Linked DNA regions of Homo sapiens: region 2 is linked to region 1. A link is a loop called in an ENCODE intact Hi-C map of the cell type or tissue named here. Cell type or tissue: tibial artery. All regions are shown on one strand. Each heading gives the region's core, and the rest is flanking DNA. Links, peaks and the distances in the headings are about the cores only.

Region 1 (10,227 bases), core at 756-8,755:
GAAAGAATTCACTATTGCAAACACCTGGAGTTTTATTTGTGGGAATTAAAAAAATTATGAATGCAATTTCTTTAAAGACATAGGGCTAATTCAGATTTTCTATTTCTTCTTGTGTCAGTATTGGCAATTTGTGTCTTTCAAAAAATGTGTTCATTGCACCTAAGTTGTTGAATTAACTAGCATAAAATTGTACGTAATATTCTATCACTTTAATGTCTGTAGTGATGTCTTTTCTTTTATTTCTGATGTTGGCAATTTGTGTCTTCTCTTTTTTTTTCCTTGATCAGTCTAGCTAGAGGCATATCAATTTTATTAATCTCATCAGAGAATCAGTTTTGGTTTAATTGGTTTTCTTTATTATTTATTTTCTATTTCAGTAAGTTTTACTCATCGTCAACATTTGTTTCCCCTTCTTTACTCCTCTTTTTTTATATTCTTAAAATGGCAATTTAGATCATGGATTTTAAATTATTCTTATCTTTTAATATAAACATTTAAAGTTTAAAAATTTCCTATACAAATAACTTTAGCTACATTCCACAAATTTTTGTTGTTTTTTTTTCATTATAATTCAATGCTCATGTCCTTACTCCATTCATGTCTGTGGTCAACCATCAGTTTCTTAGAGTCTTTCCCTTATCAGTTCATATAGAATAGCCCCTTTACCCTTACCAGCCTTACTTACTTTACTCTGTCTTATTTTTTATTCTGCCTTATTTTTTATAGCACCTAATACTTATTTATTATAATAAATACCTAATATTTATTATATTTGTATAACAACTTTACTCTGCTTTTTTATAACACCTTATATCACTATAATGTATTTATATATCACATTATACATATATAATATATATGATATGAGATTATGGCATGTAATAATTTATTTGTTCTTCTTTTTATTATCTGTCTTCTCCACTAAGCTCCTTGAAGGCAGGGACTATTTATTTTGTTTGGTGATGTATCTCAGTACTTTAGAAGAGCCCCATAAATATTTGTCGAATGAAGAAATAGAAAAATTATTTGACACCTTGTGCGAATAATCCCTTCTCAGAAACCTTACCTGGCAGTTTCCTTTAATTCTCAGAGAAGTTCACCTCACTTGTTTATACTCTTTTTGTACTTGCTTATACTTTATCATTGACTACAACTGGATCATTATTGTCTGTTTCTGTCTCCCCCAATGACCACCTGCCCAAGGACAAGGACTATGTCTTTATTCACCAGTGCTCAATACAGAGCCTGGCACAGAAGAGACTAGCAAATGTGTGACAAATGAATAAATGAAGTGTCATCAATCACTCCTGCCTTGCAAATCATCTGTGAACTAGACTTGGCTGTTAGACCAGAAGGCCTTCCCGTAAATCTGGAAGACATGAACTAGCAAAAGCTTTTAAGTTTATAAGATAGTGTTGTTTGTCTGTGATTTGGGCAATGAAACAAGTCTGCACCATGCTTTTCAGTTTATAAAGCTCTTTCCTATACATTATCACATTGGACCTTCACAACATACATGGGAAGAAGGCATTATTATCCTCATTTTTTGGATGAGGAAGCACAAGCTTAGAAAGGTGAAACCATGTAGCCAGGAACTGGAGAATTTGAGACTGGATCCAAGGTTTCTGAAATCTCCAGTCTCTTCCCAGCCAATGGAAGGAAGCATGTGCTTGACCTGGGGGCAAGATGAGTTCCAAGGCCTCATGGCCAGGTGTTATAAGGTTTGGCATCCAGTAAGCTGATGGGCCCATCAGGGGTGAAGGTGCTTGCGTAGCTGAAGTACACACTGAACTTGGGTTTCGTTGCTTTGATCCATAGACACAGCCTTATGTAGGGAAAAGAGCTCTTGGATTTTATTATTTATTTATTTATGTATTTATTTATTTATTTATTTATTTATTTTTGAGACAAGGCCTGGCTCTGTCACCCTGGCTGGAGTGCAGTGGTGCGATCTCAGCTGCTGCAACCTCCACCTCCTGGGCTCAGGCCATCCTCCCATGCCAGCCTCCCGAGTAGCTGGGACTACAGGCATGCACCACTTATTGGATTTTAAAACTGACGTCTCTCTATTATTAGTTAAGAACCTTGGACAAATGACTTCTCTCTGAGCCTTGGTTTTCACATCTCTAGAATGGAGCTTAAATACCCACCACCTAGAGTTGCTGTGAGAGTGACAGGAGAGATTCACGTAAGTGGATTTTGTAGGGACTCTTATAAAGTAGCTCCTCTGCCTTAGATAATTTTCACTGGTCCCTAAAATGCCCTTGTATTCATAGTATTCTCCCTGGCGGTTTATTTCTCATTGATATTGGACACCAGAACAAGGGAAGGGTGGCACAGCTCGATGGCGAATCTGTAAACTGTCATTGTTCCATCATATCTGAGCTCCCAGCAGTTAAGCAATGGCTCTGGCCCCATGCTGACTGCCTGGGGATGAGGTCAGTGGGTAACAAACCACAGCACTTACTGACCACTGATCATAATGACAGCTATCATTTACCGACTGCTATTTATTATTTATTCTGCTCAGAGAAAGGATCTGAGCCCAAATTCCCTGGCTAGGTCCTAAAGGTCCTTCTTCCAGATCATCTCAGTTGTCTTTCCTCTAATCTTTGGGAAGCTAGATCCTGCTCCCTGTACTTCATCTCTGGCTGTGGTCCTATTTCAGCTCAAACCCTCCTCTGGGTCCCTTCCTCTAATATCAGTAGCAGCATAGATGGAATATGGCATGATTTGATTCCAACTAACCTTACCATCTGCCTTTCCTGCCACTTCGAGTCTACAGCCTACACATTGGTCTGTTACTGCCTTTCCTGGAACTTGGCCAACACCATCCTTCCTCTAGGTTTCTGCCTATGCTGTTCCTTTTGCCTGGAACATCCTTCACCAAATCTCTACTGGCTCTTGACGACAGGTCTCTGCCCAGCTTGATGATTTTGCCAAGACCACTTAAACCTGTTAAAATCTGACCTATTTTGCTTAGATGGACCATGAGTCCTGTAAACTCCAGTGCATCTAGGATAAGGATGCCAAATTCAGCAAAAAAAAAAAAAAAAATAATAATAATAATAATAATTAATAAATACATACAGGGCTTCCAGTCAAATTTGAATTTCAGATAAATAACAAATTGTTTTAATATAAGTATGTCTGTACAATATTTGGGGCATACTTATGCTGAAAATGATTTGTAATTTATCTAAAATTCAAATTTAACTAGGCATCCTGTGTTTTATGTGGCAACCCTAATCCATGGGTGTGTAAGTGTATCATAGCTCTGCAGCCTCCTGAGAGGGGTGATGCTTTTGTTATGATTTAGACTGGGAGAGGGCATTGGGGGTCTGGAAATGGAGTTGGCCTGAGAGCCTGTCTAGTCTAGGGCCCCCATTTCACAGACCAGAGAATGAAAGAATGTGCCCAAGTTCACACAGCAGTGGGAGCAGCAAAGGGGAGGCTGGAACTCGGGGCCCCAGATTCCCAGGCCCCCTCCTGTGCCAGCAACTCTCTGCTCTGGGCTGATGGAACAGCTCAGGTTCCCACTCCCCTGCCCCTGACCTGCCCTTCGCTGGCTTCAGAGGGGGGGTCTGATGACGAAATGTGATCCTGCCATAAAATCTATACCAAACCAACTCTTCTCACAGCCCACCCGCCCGCCTCAAAGGGGGGCGCCTAATCCCCATTTATGGAGCCAAGCAGCTGGGCCCGGCCTGAGTCTTTGAACGTGAGCTTGGGGTACCCTGGGTCAGCCCAGTCTTGGCAAGAGGAACCTGAGAGTGAGGGTATTTAGGGAAGCTGAGCAAGCTGAGGGGCCAGCCGGTCCCACGCCACCCAGCCCAAAGAGCACCAGTTAGGGTGAGAGCATAAATCAGAGTGGCTGAAGGCAGAGTGTCCCCGTGGACACATCTTTCAGGGTGTGTTCCTGAAGACTGGACTTTATTCCAGCAGCCGAGGAGAGACACTGGAGGTTTAAAACAGAGGGGAACATGGTCCTATTAGAAAGATGGATTGGAGACCCCTTAGTGAGATAACTCTGGAAGTTATTTGGGCAGAATGATTAAGTTCTGACTCAGAATGGTGGTGGGATGGAGAGAAGTGGAGAGAGAGCGGAGAGGTGTCAGGAGGTAGTGTCTGGACAGCTCGGGCTCTAAGGAGTCATAGGGATGCCTGCTGTCTGGTTGGGGTGTTGTGGTGGGCAGAGGTGCTGCTACAGACAAGGAACATTAGGGAAGGTGCAGGAAGACGCTGACTGGCCTTTGAAGATGCTGAGAAGGAGGAGCCTGTGGGGCAGCCAGCAGGGATGCAGAGGAAGGTGAGAGCCTGGGGTCAAGGAAGAGAGTTGGGATGGAGATGCCGAGTTGGGCATTATCAGCCTATGGACCTTGAGACTACGATTACTGAGGGGAAAAGAGAAGAGAAGAGGGTCGAGGAGTGAGCCCTGGGGAACACCAACACTAAGAGCTAGGCAGAAACGGGAGGGCCCACAGAGGAGATTAAGAAGGCAGGCCATAGAGGAAGGAGGAAAACCAGGAGAAGATGAGGATGTGAGAGTCAAGGAACAGTGAGGGCTCTGAGAGCCCCGCAAGCCAAGCCAGGGAAACTCTTGCTGGGTTTAGCAGCAGGTAGGTGGCAGCCTTGCCACAGCGGGGTAGTGGGTCTCAGGGACAGTGCTGATGTGCAGAGGAATGGGAGGTGAAGATGTGTAGATACTCGGTGTAGATAACTCTTTTTTTTTTTTTTTTTTTTGAGACAGAGTCTCACTCTTGTTGCCCAGGCTGAAGCACAATGTCACAGTCTCGGCTCACTGCAACCTCCGCTTCCCGGGTTCAAGCAAGTCTCCTGTCTTAGCCTCCCAAGTAGCTGAGATTACAGGCATGCACCACCATGCCTGGCTAATTTTGTATTTTTAGTAGAGATGGGGTTTCACCATATTGGTCAGGTTGGTATCGAACTCCTGACCTCAAGTGATCCACCCGCCTTGGCCTCCCAAAGTGCTGGGATTACAGGAGTGAGCCACCACACCCAGCCTGAGTGTAGATGACTCTTTAAAGAAGACTGGTTGGGAGGAGATTTGGGGGGTGCAGTAGCTGAAAGAGAACTGGGCTTGAAGAACCGGTTGAGATTCTTTTTTTTATTTTTTATTTTTTTTACAATAAGGATTTGTCATTTATTTATTAGCTACAAGGAATTGCAAGATATTTAGCTTCTCTGAACTCAGCTTTCTGTTCTTTTTTTGTTGTTGTTGTTGCTTGCCTTTTCTTTTTATTATTATTATTATTATACTTTAAGTTTTAGGGTACATGTGCACAACGTGCAGGTTAGTTACATATGTATACATGAGCCATGTTGGTGTGCTGCACCCATTAACTCGTCATTTAGCATTAGGTATCTCTCCTAATGCTATCCCTCCCCCCTCCCCCCACCCCACAACAGTCCCCGGTGTGTGATGTTCCCCTTCCTGTGTCCATGTGTTCTCATTGTTCAATTCCCACCTATGAGTGAGAACATGCGGTGTTTGGTTTTTTGTCCTTGCGATAGTTTGCTGATAATGATGGTTTCCAGCTTCATCCATGTCCCTACAAAGGACATGAACTCATCATTTTTTATGGCTGCATAGTATTCCATGGTGTATATGTGCCACATTTTCTTAATCCAGTCTATCATTGTTGGACATTTGGGTTGAGAACCGGTTGAGATTCTTAAGGAGTTTACCCACTGATGGGAAGGAGGCAGTAGAAAAAGGGAGGTAGAACAACATCTTTCACACTTTCTTGACACAACCCACAGTTAGACAGACATGTCCTTCCAGACCTGAGACACTTACACACACTGACACAACTTAAACAAAAGTTTTGTGACATATACTCATCTTTACTGTGTGTGATGTGCTCTGATATTTTCTTTCCTATTTTACTTAAAAAAATTTTTTTTAAGAGATAGGATCTTGCTCTGTTGCCCAGGCTAGAGTGCAGTGGCATGATCATAGCTCACTGCAGCCTCGAACTCCTGGGCTCAAGTGTTCCTCTTGCCTCAGCCTCCCAAGTAGCTGTGACTACAGGTGCATGCCACTACCCCTGGCTAATTTTAAAATTTGTTTTGGAGAGACAGGATCTTGCTATATTGCCCAGTCTGGTCTCAAGCTCTTGGGCTCAAGTGATCCTCCTGCCTCGGGCTCCCAAAGTGTTGGAATTATAGACATGAGCCACCATGCCCCATCCTATTTTATTGTTAAATACTGCTGGTCACAGTACCCTGAACTGAATTTGTGAACCTAAAATGGTTCAAAATGGGCAGCTTGAGAAATTCCGAGGTAGAAGATATGGACAAAGAGGAGGTGAGTCAATGGGGTGAACTCTCCTGGGTGGATCCAGAGGGGAAGAGCTGGCTTCTTATGGGAGGAGAGATGCTTTCATTACAATAAAAGGGAAGGAGATGAGGTTTGGAGGAAGCACAGGTGAATGTGTAGGTTTGTGGCTGAAAGTTGATGGCTTTTGTTTTGTCCATGAAGGTCACCTGTTGAAAGGGCAGGGGAAGGAAGGGAAAGGTTGGAGGATCTGAAGAGAGAGAGGAAAATTTGAACCACCACTGTGGGAAGCATAAAGAGCTGGGAAACAGTTGCATTTCCTGGCAGTTTTGAGGCTCGAAGGAGGTGGGAAGCCATGAATTTAAAGTGATATGCATTTACCTGGGATATTAGTGAAGCTTAAGCAAGAGGGTCCCTTCTTTTTGGGTGGGGGACAGTTAAGGCCTGGTACAAAACAATGGCACAGGGATTATATGATAAGTGAATGAACGAGCAAATAGCTCAATGAACAAATTTATCAATTCAACCAATATTTATTGAGCACCTACTATATGCCAGGTTCTGTTTTAGGAGGGGAATACAGGGGTGACAATGGCAAAATTCTTGCCCCTTTGGAGGCAACATGTGCAATGGAGCTTTTGAACTTCATGAGGCTTTTCTGAGGATTATTTTTGTTTTGTTCTTATTTTTAAAGGTAGCCAACCCAGTCTAATGGAAAATTTGGAAGGATGTTCATCATCTTGCCGCGTCTCTGTTTGTGTTCTATTTCAGCCTAACATGAAGGGAGCATCATCTTCGTTTTCACCAGCTCAGAGGGCAAAGCATCTTGTCCTGGGTCACACAGCACATCTGCAGAGAAACTGGTAGGGGTTGGGACAGCAGTTTCCCACTTTCTGTGCTGAGCTATTCCTGCTCGCCATGTAACCAGTGTCTCCACAACTTCTGACTGTGGTAGGATAATGGGGTGGGAGGTATGGGTGCCTGGATTTCAGCTTTCTGGAGGGAAATCTTGACATGCTTTTATTTTCTTGTTTCTTTGGGGTGGAGCAAATAAAAGGCAGTCAGGGGGTCCATCAGGCCCATGGGTACTGGTTCCAGGCATAGCCTGTCAGTGGGAATATCTGGCCTCAATGAAAGGTAAGGGTGCATGCAGGACCTAGCTGCCCACTCTTATACCATGGACACCAGAGAAGGTGTGGGGAGTGGGGAGTCAGCATTTGTTAAAGTGTGTGTGAGCACAAGTGCATACACACAGACACACATCAACAGTGCAGATACTTGTGCAAACACAAATGTACAAGTCCTTATTCGGATTCACAAGTATGGATATATAGCCACATATACAGGTGCGCACACACACACACAAATACACTCATGTTCGTGCATAAATACCCAGGCACATGTGCACACGTCCAAACAGACATACACATTTTAAACATGCATAGGTGTAGGTTCATGTCTTTGGCCATATTCAAATGCACATACATTAAGTGTATACTCACATACAACAAAGAATCAATCTAAAAGTGCTCATTGAGAGGTGCACACCGTGTAGGCACTCACGTTTCCCCAGCCTCATTTCTGTCTCAGTGCCTTTGCCCACGATCACATCCTCTGTTGCCTATGATCACATCCTCTTTTGCCTCAGGGCCTTTGCATAGGCTGTTCTGCTCTTGAAATATCTTCCCCTGCTGCCTCATCTTTTAGTCACAGTGTATCTAGTCTTTCATCTGAGACCCTCTACTTCCCCTTTCATAACACTCAGCCTCTATTGTTTTACTTGTCTGTTTCTCTCTAGACTGTTAGCTGTCTGTGGGTCCACATAAAAGAGCCTTAATAAATAAGTATAGGTTGACTGAGTGAATGACTACCATGTATGGAGTACTTACTGTATGCCAGGATCTGGAGTAGGTGGGCTTAGCTGTTTTCTTTCTCTTATTGTCCCCTAAATTTTATGGAGGAGGAAACGGAAATATCGTCAGTGCCAGAGCTGGGATTTGAACCCAGGGTGGACTCTTTCTACTCCCAAATGTTTCTCTGATTTCCCTCTTGCCCTGGAGTCTACTGCAAGTCAAGTTCATCCCCTTCTTCAGAGTAGCTTTGCTCTGTCCCCCACCGGGGCCCCTCCCGCTCAGCGGGGCTGAGGGGCTGGGGGCCTCGAGTCTCAGCTGGACTGTGGCATCAGGCCGGGGCTGAGCTGGGCCTTCCCCTGTGGGAGCAGAAATGGACTCCTGGGAACAAGTTTGCAAGGGATGCGGCCGGGCGGGGTTGTTCAGAGGACTCTGAAGGGGACTGTCGCCAGGAGAAAGCTCTCTCTGAGCTCAGTGGAAGCGCCGCGGGCGTCCTTCGCCTGGCCGGTTCCGGCGCTCTTATCTGGCGGGAAAGCCAGCTCCTCTACCGTGTCCCCTGTGCGCCCGCGGTCCTCTGAGGACGCCCGCCCCGTACCAACCCGTCCTGGCTTCCACTCGGCCCCGGAGACAGGGCGGGCGGGTGGCACCTTCGGGCCCCGCGGGGCGCCCGCCGCGGCGTGGGGCGTGGAGAGGGTGGCGACAGAGCGCGGGCGGGGACAGCGCGTGGGCCGCGGGGGGCGGGGCGCGGTGGCGAAATGGCTTTTCCAGATTAGGGGCCCAGCCCGCACTGTTGACACAGTCATAAGTTTTAATGAGAAATTTTGAGTATTTGTGTGGGAGACGCAGCCTCTGTGCACAGATGCTGCGGGCGGGCGGCGCGGGGGGCCGTCCCTCCCTGGGGCCGCCGCGGCCGCAGGCCCGGCACGGATTCCTTTCAGGCAGAGGGGAAACATTTAAACTCGCTCACCTTTGAACTGCCAGGGACGCTGTTTACCTTGGCTGCCCGAGTGGCAGTTTTACAGATATTAAATACCGACCCGAGGCTGAGCCGGGGCTCCTTCGCTCCCCGCCCCCGCCGGGGGGCTGCGCTGGGCACGCCGAGGCCCGGGATGCCCGTTCCACCGGGGGTCATCTCAGTGAGGGTCCCGAGCCCCTTTCTGCAGATGGTTTCTGTAATCTGTGCTGGGGAGACGCCCTGGGGCTCTCCGTTCTCGTCCACTCCTCAGCCTATTCATCTCCTAATTCGATTTTCTATGTCAGGGCGGAGCAGTGTGGAGGCTGAGAGCTGTCTGGGCCCTGCTCACCCATTTTTTTTTTTTTTTTTGGCATTTCTGCATCTAGAAAGGGGATGTCATAAGCGAGGCACCTCCTAAGTAGGGGCTCCGGTGGCCTGGCTCTGTCTTTTCAAGGAACAGAGGAGACCTCTCTCTCCGAAGATGTCTATGGGACAGAGGAGGGCTCTGCCTGAGCCGCAGTCTTCAGCGGGCAGGCAGAGGGCTCCCTGCAGAGGCACAAGCCATGTTGATTTTACGGAGCAGGCTGCTATGCACATTTCACTCCTGATTTATTGGTTTTTAACTAGATCCTTATGCTGGGCTAAAAAAGCCATCTTGCACTTTGCAAGGCTCTGCTGACTGCTGCCGAAAATGACACACGGGGGCTCCTTCTGCCCTCCCCGCCCTCCCACCTCACCCCACCCAAAGGGCCATGGCGGAGGTGTGGGCAGGGAGCGTTGTTCTGAGGAGGAAGCCTCAGCCTGCAGCTTCCCTGCCCGCTGACCACCTGTGGTGTGTGCTGGGGTGACTGTGTTTGTGTGTATAAGAATTTATGGACCTGAAGGGAGGAGCTGGGAGAGGGGCAGGGCCTCTATTGAGCCTGGGCACATACTGCCCTCCTTTTCTCCCTCAGGCCCCACAGAGCACTTGTCATGTATTTTAATGAACTTTGGGGTCAGACAAATCTAGACTGACCCCCTGGTCACTCTCCTACTGTGTAATTCAGGAAAGTTAGGTAACCTCTCTGATCCCTGAATTGTCATCTTCGGAATGGGCATAATCTTATATATGATGTGGGGAT
Region 2 (10,227 bases), core at 948-8,947, 67 kb after region 1:
ACAATTTGACATAAGCCACAGGGCAGTGTCCAGAGGCTGGGGAAGCCCAGCGACCCCCCTCCCCAATGTCTCCATGCTTGCTTGAGTGGCAGCTGCTCCCAATTACCATCCTCTGTAGAGCCAGGGGTCTTCGGAGTGGGAAGCCCCTCAGAGATCTAGGCTGCCTCTTCTGACAAAGGTGAAGAAACTGAGGCCCAGAAAGGAGCAGACACTTGTTAATTGCTGCAAGACTAGAGCTAGAAGCTTGGTCTCTGGCCTCCCACAACAGGGCTCTGGAAGATCTGAAGAAGATCCTTGGATGGCAGCTGGGAACTTGCCTCTCAACCTTCAGCTGCCCCTGGTAGGGGATTCCTTTGGACCCGTCAAGGAGCACTGGTGCGGGAGTCACTCACAGCCAAACCACACACAATGTCAAGTGTGAACACTTAGATGAATGGACATAGAGATCACAGTTGATGAACACCCACTAAGCACCAGGCTGTTAAATGCATAATATAGGCCAGCCATCTCTTGTGCCTTTTGTGGCCAGGCTGCTATTCACGTGGGAACACACTCATGGTAAATGCAGGCACATGCACACTGACATGTGCACACAATCACAGAGATGCATGGCCACGACCACTATTAGTACAGCCCCTTGTTAACATGCACATCAGCAACTGTGTCTGTCCGTGTATGCTCTTGTCAGGGACACATACATGCTCACTTGTGCACATGTATGCACACACACACCCCACACTCTCTCACACTTTTCCACTGGCAGCTCTGGCAGGTGTGCTGCCACTTGGACTTGAGATTAACAGTTCTCTCTGGGGTCTCTAGACTTTCACCTTTTTGTTCCTGATATATTTCAAAGTTCTACTGAAAAGTTTGAGGACAGGGGCTGAGGGAGGGGGCTGAGAATGGCAAAGCATTCGGCAAATGGGATAGCAAAGCAAGCAATTTAGAAAATTCTTGTCATTTTGAGCTCTTCCCAGAGATGCTCACGGGAGCCATAAAGATGCTCATGGCACCGGGCCTGCCGATGTCCAGCCTTGGGCTGGTCTCACTGCTGAGGAGCAGGCCTCCAGCTTCCTCAGGCCCAGCCTAGTCTCTTCATTGACACCAAGCCCACCACCCTCTGGTTGCTCCACCCTCCACTGAGAGTCCTGCTGGAGAGGGCTGTGCACACTCAACCCACTCTTCCCCAGACCAGGCTGCCCGGCTGCACACAACCTGCTGTAGGTTGATATGATGCAGCTAACGCTGAGAGCCAGGCACCATTTAGAGTGCTTTATATAGATTGGCTCATTGTCACAACAAACCTGTGTGTTACAAGGCCGGGCACGGTGGCTCACACCTGTAATCCCAGCACTTTGGGAGGCCGAGGCAGGTGGATCACAAGGTTAGGAGTCTGAGACCAGCCTGCCCAACATGGCGAAATCCTGTCTCTACTAAAAATACAAAAAATTAGCTGGGCATGGTGGCGGGCACCTGTAATCCCAGCTACTCGGGAGGCTGAGGCAGGATAATCACTTGAACCCAGGAGGTGGAGGTTGCAGTGAGCAGAGATCGATCTGCGCCACTGCACTCTAGCCTGGGCGACAGAGCGAGACTCTGTCTCAAAAACAAAAACAAAAACAAAAAACAAAAACAAAAAACCTGTGTGTTACAGACTATAGCTACATCCATCCTGCGGACAAAGAAACAGAGGCACAGAGAGGGAAAGCAACTGATCCTGAACCACAGGAAATAGAATAGCCAGGATTCACGTCTTAGCAATCTAGCTCACCCTCTTAATGGGTGGTAACAGTCACCATCTTAATCACTCTGTAGTGCCACCTGTTAGGACACAGGTCAGGTTAACTCCAAGAGGTTCCAGGACTTCAAGACCCCAGGGAGGACTGGGAGGAGGAGATTTGTACATCTTATGGGCACAAAGTGTGCCATGCCCTACTTTGTGCATGCCCTGTCCTGGGAGGGCCCATTGGCCTTGCCGCCATCAGATTCCACCCCTCAGGCTCTTTACACTGCAACAAGTGGATCCCTCTTCTAGCCCAGATATGGTCCTGCTAGCTCAACACCTCTGGACTGATGCAGTTTCCTTTAGGGTCCGTATTACAAGAGTTCCCACTGGATATAGCTAGGGCTAGAAGTGAGAATGCTGCACTGACAGGGCTGGGCTGTGCAGTCACCTGAGGTTGAATGTACAAAGGGGGACACAGTTCCCAAACCCATTCTTTCCTGCCCTGGGTCTTCTTCTCCCACTTGCATGTCTCATGCATGGTTTAAACTTCCCCACCTCCTACATTATGCTTATACTGTACACTCTCCATTACCTCCTCCAGCCTTCAAAGCTCACAATTGCCAACTCTTCTGGGAGCCTTCCTAGATCACACAGCTGGTATTGGCAGTCTCTGCAGGTCCCTTTTGCTCTGTGTCTGTGTCTTTATATAACCCCTCAGCCTGCCTTGGGTTGGATAGTTGCAACTGATTCTGTAGGTGCTTATTGAGTGCTGCCTATGTGCTAGGCGCTGGAAATACAGCTGTGAGCAAGACAGACATAGTCTGTACTTTCACGGAACTTCCAATCCTTCTTTGCTACTGGAATTAGGGGCTCTTCCACCAACTGGACCTTCTTAAATTTATTAATTTCATTCCCAGTGCCTGACACAGAAATAGCACGGAATAGGTGCTTAATGCATGTTTGAAGGATGGAATTTGTAATCTTGGTTCTTTATGATGCTTTAAAATTAATTTAAAAATAAATCAATTAATTTAAAAATTCAATCTGATTTACCATTCTAATTCAATTTGTTCTGGGAGGAGAGGGGTCCCCCAAGGGGCAGGGTGCAGGCTTGGGACCAGTCCTAGGCTGGTGGGGTGGGCGGGGATGGCCATCCTGTGGTGGTTGTGGCAGCAGCTGCAGAAGTGGACACATCTTTGTCTCTAGCCTTGGCCTGGCTGCCTGCCCACCCTCCCGCCTGCCATCCACATGGTGGAAATACTGACGAACAAGGCCCTTCCTGTCTTCCTCTCTTTCCCCCTTTTCTAAAAATAAGCTGGAACCTTCCCCTCATCTGCCCCCAATTTTCTCCTGCTTGACCCCGACGACCTCATACCCTCAGATGAGGCCACATGTGTGCCCACTGCTGGACAGATGGGCTGACCCCGCAGTGCAGATGGTGGGAGTGAGGAGCCCGCCCTGGCCTCTGCCCCAACCCAGCCGGCCCCTCCAGCTATGCCCTTCCTGGGAACAAAGCACTGGGCCAGCCCCTGGACTGCTGGTGGGATGGGAGAGAACTTGTTTGTAACAAAAATCTCCACCCGGGTTTTATGAACTGTCATGATAATAATAATCGCCCACATTTGTATACAAAGCACTTTCACATCCGTTATCTCCTTTAGTCCATGCAGTAACTCTTTGAGATTGGTATTATTGATAATGCCCGGAATGAACACATTAGGAAACCAGAGAGGTTCATTTACTTCGCTAAGGTTGCATAGCTAGGAAAGAACAGCACCAGGATTCAAATCTATATTTCTCAGATTCAAAATTCTGCCCCTTTACACTCTCTCTCCTGTTTGCCAATGTCTGAAATAGGCAGTGGTTTTGCAACTTTGTGCAGAGAGATTTTTTTTTTTTTTTTGAGACAGGGTCTCCCTCTGTCGCCCAGGCTTGAGTGCAGTGGTGCAATCTCTGCTCACTGTAACCTCCACCTCCCAGTCTCATGTGATCCCCCCACTTCAGCCTCTCAAGTAGCTGGGACTACAAGCATAAGCCACCACACCTGGCTACTTTTTTTTTGTTTGTTTAATAGACGGGGTTTTGCCATGTTGCCCAGGCTGGTCTTAAACTCCCGAGCTCAAGCTATCTGCCTGCTTCAGCCTCCGAAAGTGCTGGGATTACAGGCATGAGCCATCATGCCCGGCCCAGATATCTTCATATCATTCTTTTAGTTGCTATTTGTTGAGTTGGTATTAGTCACCTACTTGTGTGTCAAGCACTGTGCTGGGAGCTCCACCCTGACCCCAAGAGGAAGGAATTATTAAACTCACTTGGAGGAGGAGGAAGCTGAGACTCAGAGATGGAATGCGACTTGCCAAGGTCGTTCCGCGGTGAGACTGGGGCTTCAGTGTTTGGACTGAGGGCTGCCTGACTCCAGAGTTTTTTCTCTGCAAAACAACTCACAACAGTTGGCATCATGTGCTACCTTTTCTTGTTAAGTAATTATTAATAATTTGACAGAACATCTTTTGAGTGTCTGCTCTGTGTCAAGCATATGGACACAGGGATGAGCGAGACCCACACAACCTGCCCTAGTGGGCTTTATGAATTAGTGGAAGATGGACATGTAAATGGCAATTATGGTGCAGAGTGATAAACCATTATTAGCCATAATAGTAAGCTTTGCACAGTGCTTATTGCTCACTGAGGGCCCTCAAGGGAAATCTGGCCATTTCCATGTGATGCTGAAAACGGTCTGCTGGCCTCCCTGTGGCTGCAGCTTCATGTCTGAGCCTCCTGGCCTGGCATCCCAGGCCGTGGTGATGTGGTAGAGCCCACCTCTCCATCTTTGTCCCCTCCTGGCACCCTACCTCACTTTGTGCTCCAGCACCACCTAACTGCTAGAGGTACCTCACACACTGGGAGTTTCTCACCTTGGCTGCTTTATCCTGCTTGGCGTCTGCTGGAAATACCTCCTATCTCAGGCCCCACTTTCTCCTGGTTAACTCTTACCCTGCAAAACTCAGCTCAGATGGTACCGCCTGCCCAGGATACATGCGGTGGTTGGAAGGGGGGGATTTTCCTCTAATTGGAGATGTTTGAGCCAAGGATGGATGATCAGGGCAAAGAGACAAGTCATCTAATTTCTATGAGTTTCAGTTTCCTTTTCTGTGAAGTGGGCTCAAGAATAGGACTTAACTACAGGAAGATAAGGGGATTGCTAGAGGGAAGCACAGTAGCCTGTGGGAGCAAAGTGGAGTGTAACCCAGCCTGTGGGGTCAGGAAAGCTTCCTGGAGGACTCAACACCAAGGAGAAGCCTCAGATGGTATTAACGGCTAACACGTAATTGTGCTTCTTATGTGTGGGGTGCTGCTCTAAGCCCTTTGTGTATGTTAAATCATTTAATCTTTGTGACAACTCTGTGAGGCAAGTGCACCTCATTACACATCAGGAAATTGAGGCACAGGGAGATTAGGGGACCTGCTTAAGGCCACGCAGATAAGAAGGGGCAAAGCCTAAATTCTAACCCAGGCTCTTGGCTCCAGCATCCATGCTCTAGCCACTTACCTACTAAGGAAGGGGAAGAGCAGCGGGGGTGGAACCTAGAGCGCAGCACCAGGGCCATGCTTGTCGTTCCCACACCCTCTCCCCTGCCCCTGCCTCCCAGCCTCCATGCTGGAGTGGGGTCCTGGATGAAGAGTCAGTGGGGTTGTTCTCCTGACTGGGCCCTGGGCCCTCGGATTCATTTCTGCCTGGAAGCCAAGGGGCATCACTCAGTTGGTGAGGAGCTATGACAGAAATGACTCTCTTCTTCCTCCCATTTGCAGGGGCTTTTCATGCCTTTCAAAGCACTTTTCCTGTCTGTGATCTAAGCCTATTTTTACTAATAGAGAAAGAGGCCAAGACAAATCAAATGATCCCAGGACCCTTACCACAAAGTCATGATGGGTTTCCTCCCTCCCTCCCTCCTTCTCTCCTTCTTCCCTCCCTCCCTCCATCTCTCCCTCCTTCTCTTCTTTTCCTCTCATTTTCCTTTCCTTTTCTCTTGCCATAACTATTTATGTGGAGGAGGAGGGGAATAAGAGAATGAAATACGTAGGGGTTATAGAGTGGGAAGAGTACTGGACAGGAGTCAGAAGCCTTGATTTTTGGTCCTGGATTTGCCATTAATTTACCATATGACCTTAACAAGTCACTTTTTTCATCTTGATAACTTGGGGTAGGGGGCTGTCACATTCATTCTTTTATTTGACAGAATTGTTGTAAGAATCAGTTCAATAATATTTGTTCTTACATCTGGCCATCTATCCATCCATCTGTCCATCCATCCATCCATCCACCCATCCATCCATCCATCCATCCATTCATCCATCTGCTCATCCATCTACTCACTTATCCAACCATTCATCTGCCCACCCACTCATTTATCCATCCACCCATCTATGTCATCATCTATCTACTTATCATCCACCCACTGCCTCATTTACCATCCCTTTCACCTATCTACCACTCATCCATCCACCCACGCGTCCATCATCCATCCATCCCCTGGGTCCCTGCTCTGTACCATGCACCATAAGAGAAGGGCTGTAACTGCCATCTCCCCAAGGTGATTTCCTAGCTTCTCTTGTGGAATCTGAAGGCCCATTCCTACTTTTTTCTTGGAAGAAATGTCTGTGCCTCCAGTGTCACACTCACCAGATACCTTTTGTCACAATCAGTCCTTAAACAGACTGGGAGGTCCTGAAGGGCAAGGACTGAGGTTGATTCAGCTCACTGTCCCCAGTCTTGTCCAGCCCTCACCCTATATAAGCATCAATGACTGTTCTCTGAGTTCATGTCTGTTGAGCCCCTCCCACCGCCCCCATCCTAATTCATGCTCAGCTTTCGACGATAGTGTGAATTAGAGTGAGGGACCTGGAGTCAGATGGCAAACAGTTGCCTCGATGTCCTTTTCTCTTGGGAACCTTAGTCTTACTGTTTTTAGAGAAACATTCTTACCCTCTTTCTTCAGAGATCCAGAGAGGCTGAGTCCAAGTCAGGCTTACACAGCAAGCCAGTGAGAGACTTGGAATTGAAGCCCGGTCTTCTCATGCTAATGAGCAATCCCCACAGCCTCACTCATTCAGATGCTGCCCATGGAGACCTGCCACATGAGCTGCCAGGAGTGGGAGGCAGCTCTGAATCCCTAATCTTCCTCTCCATCTTGCTGGCCCTGGACCTGCCCCGTCAGCCCAAGCAGCCCTGTGGTACCAAGACCTGCTGGCTGCCCTGGCAAGACGTGGGGCTGGATCGGGATTGGAAGGCTAAGGGTTTGTTATTTTCGGGCTCAGGCCTGCTCCAGAGCTGCCAGGCCTCTGCTGCCTGGTGAGGACAACCCAGACTTTCCTGGTTCTGTCCAGCTGTGGCAGTCCCCAGGACCACGCTGAGTGACAGGGGTCAGGCCTCCCCCGGTGCCTGTGATGTGTCATTGGTAGCTGTGAGCTGGCCCCCCAGCTTCTCTGCTCCCAGAGGCCAGTCTCCTTAGGGAACGTGCACTTGATGGGCGGGCTGTAAACGAGCTGTCAGCAGAGGTGGTCTCGCCCCTCCCTCTCCTCCCTCCTGCCCTCCCTCCCTCAGAGTCTCAGAGCTCTCAGCCACATTGGAAGAATTAGGGGGCGGCTGGTCCAGGGAGGTGGCTGGTTCTCATGGTGGGGAGCGTGCATAAGTCCTAACACATTGGCACTGCGTGTGTGTGCTGGCCGCAGGAAGAGGGCCCTGGCTGTGTGGACGCCGTCCTGGGGGGCTTGGTAGGCAGGGCCTTCCCAGAAAGCCTTTCTCCCCAACTGGCCTCAGGACCTTTCTGGACCAGGGAGATGCCTCCAGTATTTTTCTGTTTGCATTCGTTATAGATTCTGCTCATCTTGTGTGGAAAAGATCCAGCCTGGGGCCTGGCTCTTGGGTCCTGGGTCAGCAAGATCTGCTGATGTGTGGCCTTGCGGGAGCCCTTTCCTTTCCATCTCTTTGTGGGGCTTCTATGGTCGCTAAGAGCTGTTGAGCTGACAATCTGGGATGCGGATCTACATTGTTTAGGAAGTGCTCACATCTACTCTCTTTACCCTCCACAACAATCCTGCAGAGTTGGTACTCTCAGACCCACTTACAGATAGGAAGATGGAGTCTCAGAGAGGGCAAGGCACATGGCCAGAGTCACATGGCCAGAAAATGGCAGAGCTGGGATGGAAACCAGTTTGTCATATTACAAAGTCCATGCTTTTTAACTTCTCTGTGTCCTTCCTGAAATCTGATGTTTTATAGGTCTCGAATGCCTGCTGTATACCCAACCCCGTGACGCTGTGGACTAGGTGGGGGCTGTGGCTCCTGCCCTCATTGAACAGGGAGCCCAGGTCCAAGGGCACAGACAGTGTCACCAAGGTTGGGGTCTCCTGTGTCTATAGGAGTGGTCAAGATGGCCAGGGCTACTGGAGTGGGCACAGCCAGCACCCCTGACTGACACTGCCAGGGGGCTGGAGGGGGCGCCAGCTGAGAACCCCAGGGACGGTGCTGAAAGGGAAGGGGGTTATATAGATGTTCCTACCCCTGCTGCCTCCCTCCCATTTTTGTGATAATTCAACAAGGCCTCCACTCCTCTCTTTATATCATTAAGAAGTCATAGTAGCTAAAGATGTACAGGGTGCTTGCTACTTGCTGTGTGCTGCATGAAGCCTTTTAGACGCATGCTGTGATTGAAACCTCACAACTACACTGTGGATGAGGTCCTATTATTATTCACATTTTAGAAATGAGAGAACAGACTCTGGGGCAGAGCTTCTGGCTCCAAGTCTTATGGTGCTAAGTAGCAGGGCAGGGATTTTATTTGACCCCAGGTCTGTGTGGGACCGTGCTACTCTCTCAACACAGGGCCACTTCCTGAGGAGGCAGCAGGAGCAGGAGCCGCCACCAGCCCTTCCCAGCCCAGCTTAGACCGGAAGCAATTAGATGGGCTTTGTGAGGCCTGGAAGGAACTTGGGCCAGGGGATCAGGGCACCCCTGGACCTTTCTCTGGTTCTCAGTCTGCTTCTCCATCAAATGGGGTAGCTTCCTTCTTCCCCCGGCCTCTGGAGTTTCCTGGGAGATATGGGTGGGCTTGAGGTGTCGAGAGTCTGCTCCAAGATGAAATGTGGCTGGAGATTCTGGAGTCCGGACCATCGGGAAGAGGCAAGACTGTCCCAGTCTGGGGGGCCGTGCGTCCTTTGGTGGCTCTATGAGCATCCAGCGCTCACCTCGCCGACCGCCAGGGCTGGAACTGGCAACACATGGATTTGATTGGGAAATCCGTGTGGGGGGTCTGAGGTGGGGGGTGGAACAGCTGATCAGCCTAAAAATAGCAGAGCCTGGAATTCTGGGGGTGCCCCATTCCAAATTTGGAAGTGGCCTGTAATGTTCTCTGTATCGGGCACCCTACGTGGGTGGCTTTTTGACGACTTGGGCAAGCACTATTATGGCAGCCGCACTGGGACAGGGAAGGTCTGGGCTCTGGTCCTGGCACAGCCTCTCCCTGGCTGAGTGACCTGGGCAGAGAAGGCCCATACCTTCTCTGGATGTCTGCCATTCGCCTTGCCCCAGCTGCTTGATAATTTCTGCCCTGGTCTTCTGGCAAGGTGGTTAGAGAGATGCATTTGGATAAATGTAAACTGTGAAGTGTTGCATATACATTTGTGGTCACCGGAAAAAGGGAAGGCACCCTGGGAGGGAAGATTTTATTACAGTGTCCAGGTATAGCTTCCAATGCCTTCCCGTCACTCCCAGCCTATTCTCTTAGATGTTTCCTGTTGCTTCTTCATAGAAAACGCTTCCTTTGCTGGAGCTAAAATCAGAATGGCACCCCCGTGGAACTGGCTGTGCTGACAGGTACCAAACTTTCTGTCACTGGAGGCATTCAAGACATAGGCAGACAATACCTGGCAGGGATATCATTTATGGTTTAGACTAGATGCTGATGAACTTCCTCTGACCCTCAGAACCTGATCTTCTGTCCATGGGGGCTACACTCTACCTATTATATCTGACTTGGGAGTGTCCTGCTCAGATCTGGGGCAGACCCACTACCCTAGGGCCCCCTGCACTGATGGAGACTAAAGGACTTCAGCACCCTCACTGCCCATCAGTGTTCATGGGTCCAGTCTTCACCACACCTGAGCCTCCTCTTCTGGACATACTCCAATGCTTTTGTTATGTAACCCCCAGGACATCAGTTTCCCCTGCAGAATGGAGATGTTAACGCCAGGCATTCCAGCTTCGCAGAACTGCGTAGGGACAAGATGACATCATCTCGCAGGCACCTCAGAAACCACCAAATTCCCCTTCACTGACTTTGCTCTGGAGGATAGGCTGAGGTCTGGGGAGCAAGGTTCTGCTTAAGGTCGTATATGAAACACCGGCCGACCCAGCCCTTAAATCCTGGTTTCTCAGTCTACAGTCCTGTACTTGGAGCACACTCATGTACTGAGGGGTCTCACATCATGACGAACCCCAGTTT

Evidence for each region. Hi-C counts contacts between places; a loop is a spot of excess contacts. Peaks named below come from ENCODE experiments on the same cell type or tissue, not always from the same donor. Only the 100,000 strongest peaks of a DNase experiment are listed, where the experiment ranks them.
Region 2: it touches region 1 in a loop (3-fold over the local background); 2 of 110 quality-filtered maps call a loop at or near these places.

Annotation. Positions count from the first base shown.
Region 1 is chr1:47,499,406-47,509,632 of GRCh38, forward strand. It overlaps LOC124904173 (a long non-coding RNA gene), which reads right to left and starts at 8,462. Exons shown (of 2, transcript XR_007066066.1): 1 at 8,191-8,462; 2 at 6,819-7,150. RefSeq lists silencers at 3,683-3,853, 8,805-9,084. In tibial artery, for the core only: a CTCF peak has its summit at 4,629; a DNase peak (open chromatin) is centred at 8,588; H3K4me3 peaks cover 435 bases; H3K27ac peaks cover 711 bases; H3K27me3 peaks cover 420 bases.
Region 2 is chr1:47,566,016-47,576,242 of GRCh38, forward strand. No RefSeq gene overlaps it. Among named protein-coding and RNA genes, the nearest start is that of LINC01738, 120 kb to the right of the region's middle. RefSeq lists an enhancer at 1,102-1,602. In tibial artery, for the core only: a CTCF peak has its summit at 4,007; a DNase peak (open chromatin) is centred at 3,881; H3K27ac peaks cover 2,208 bases.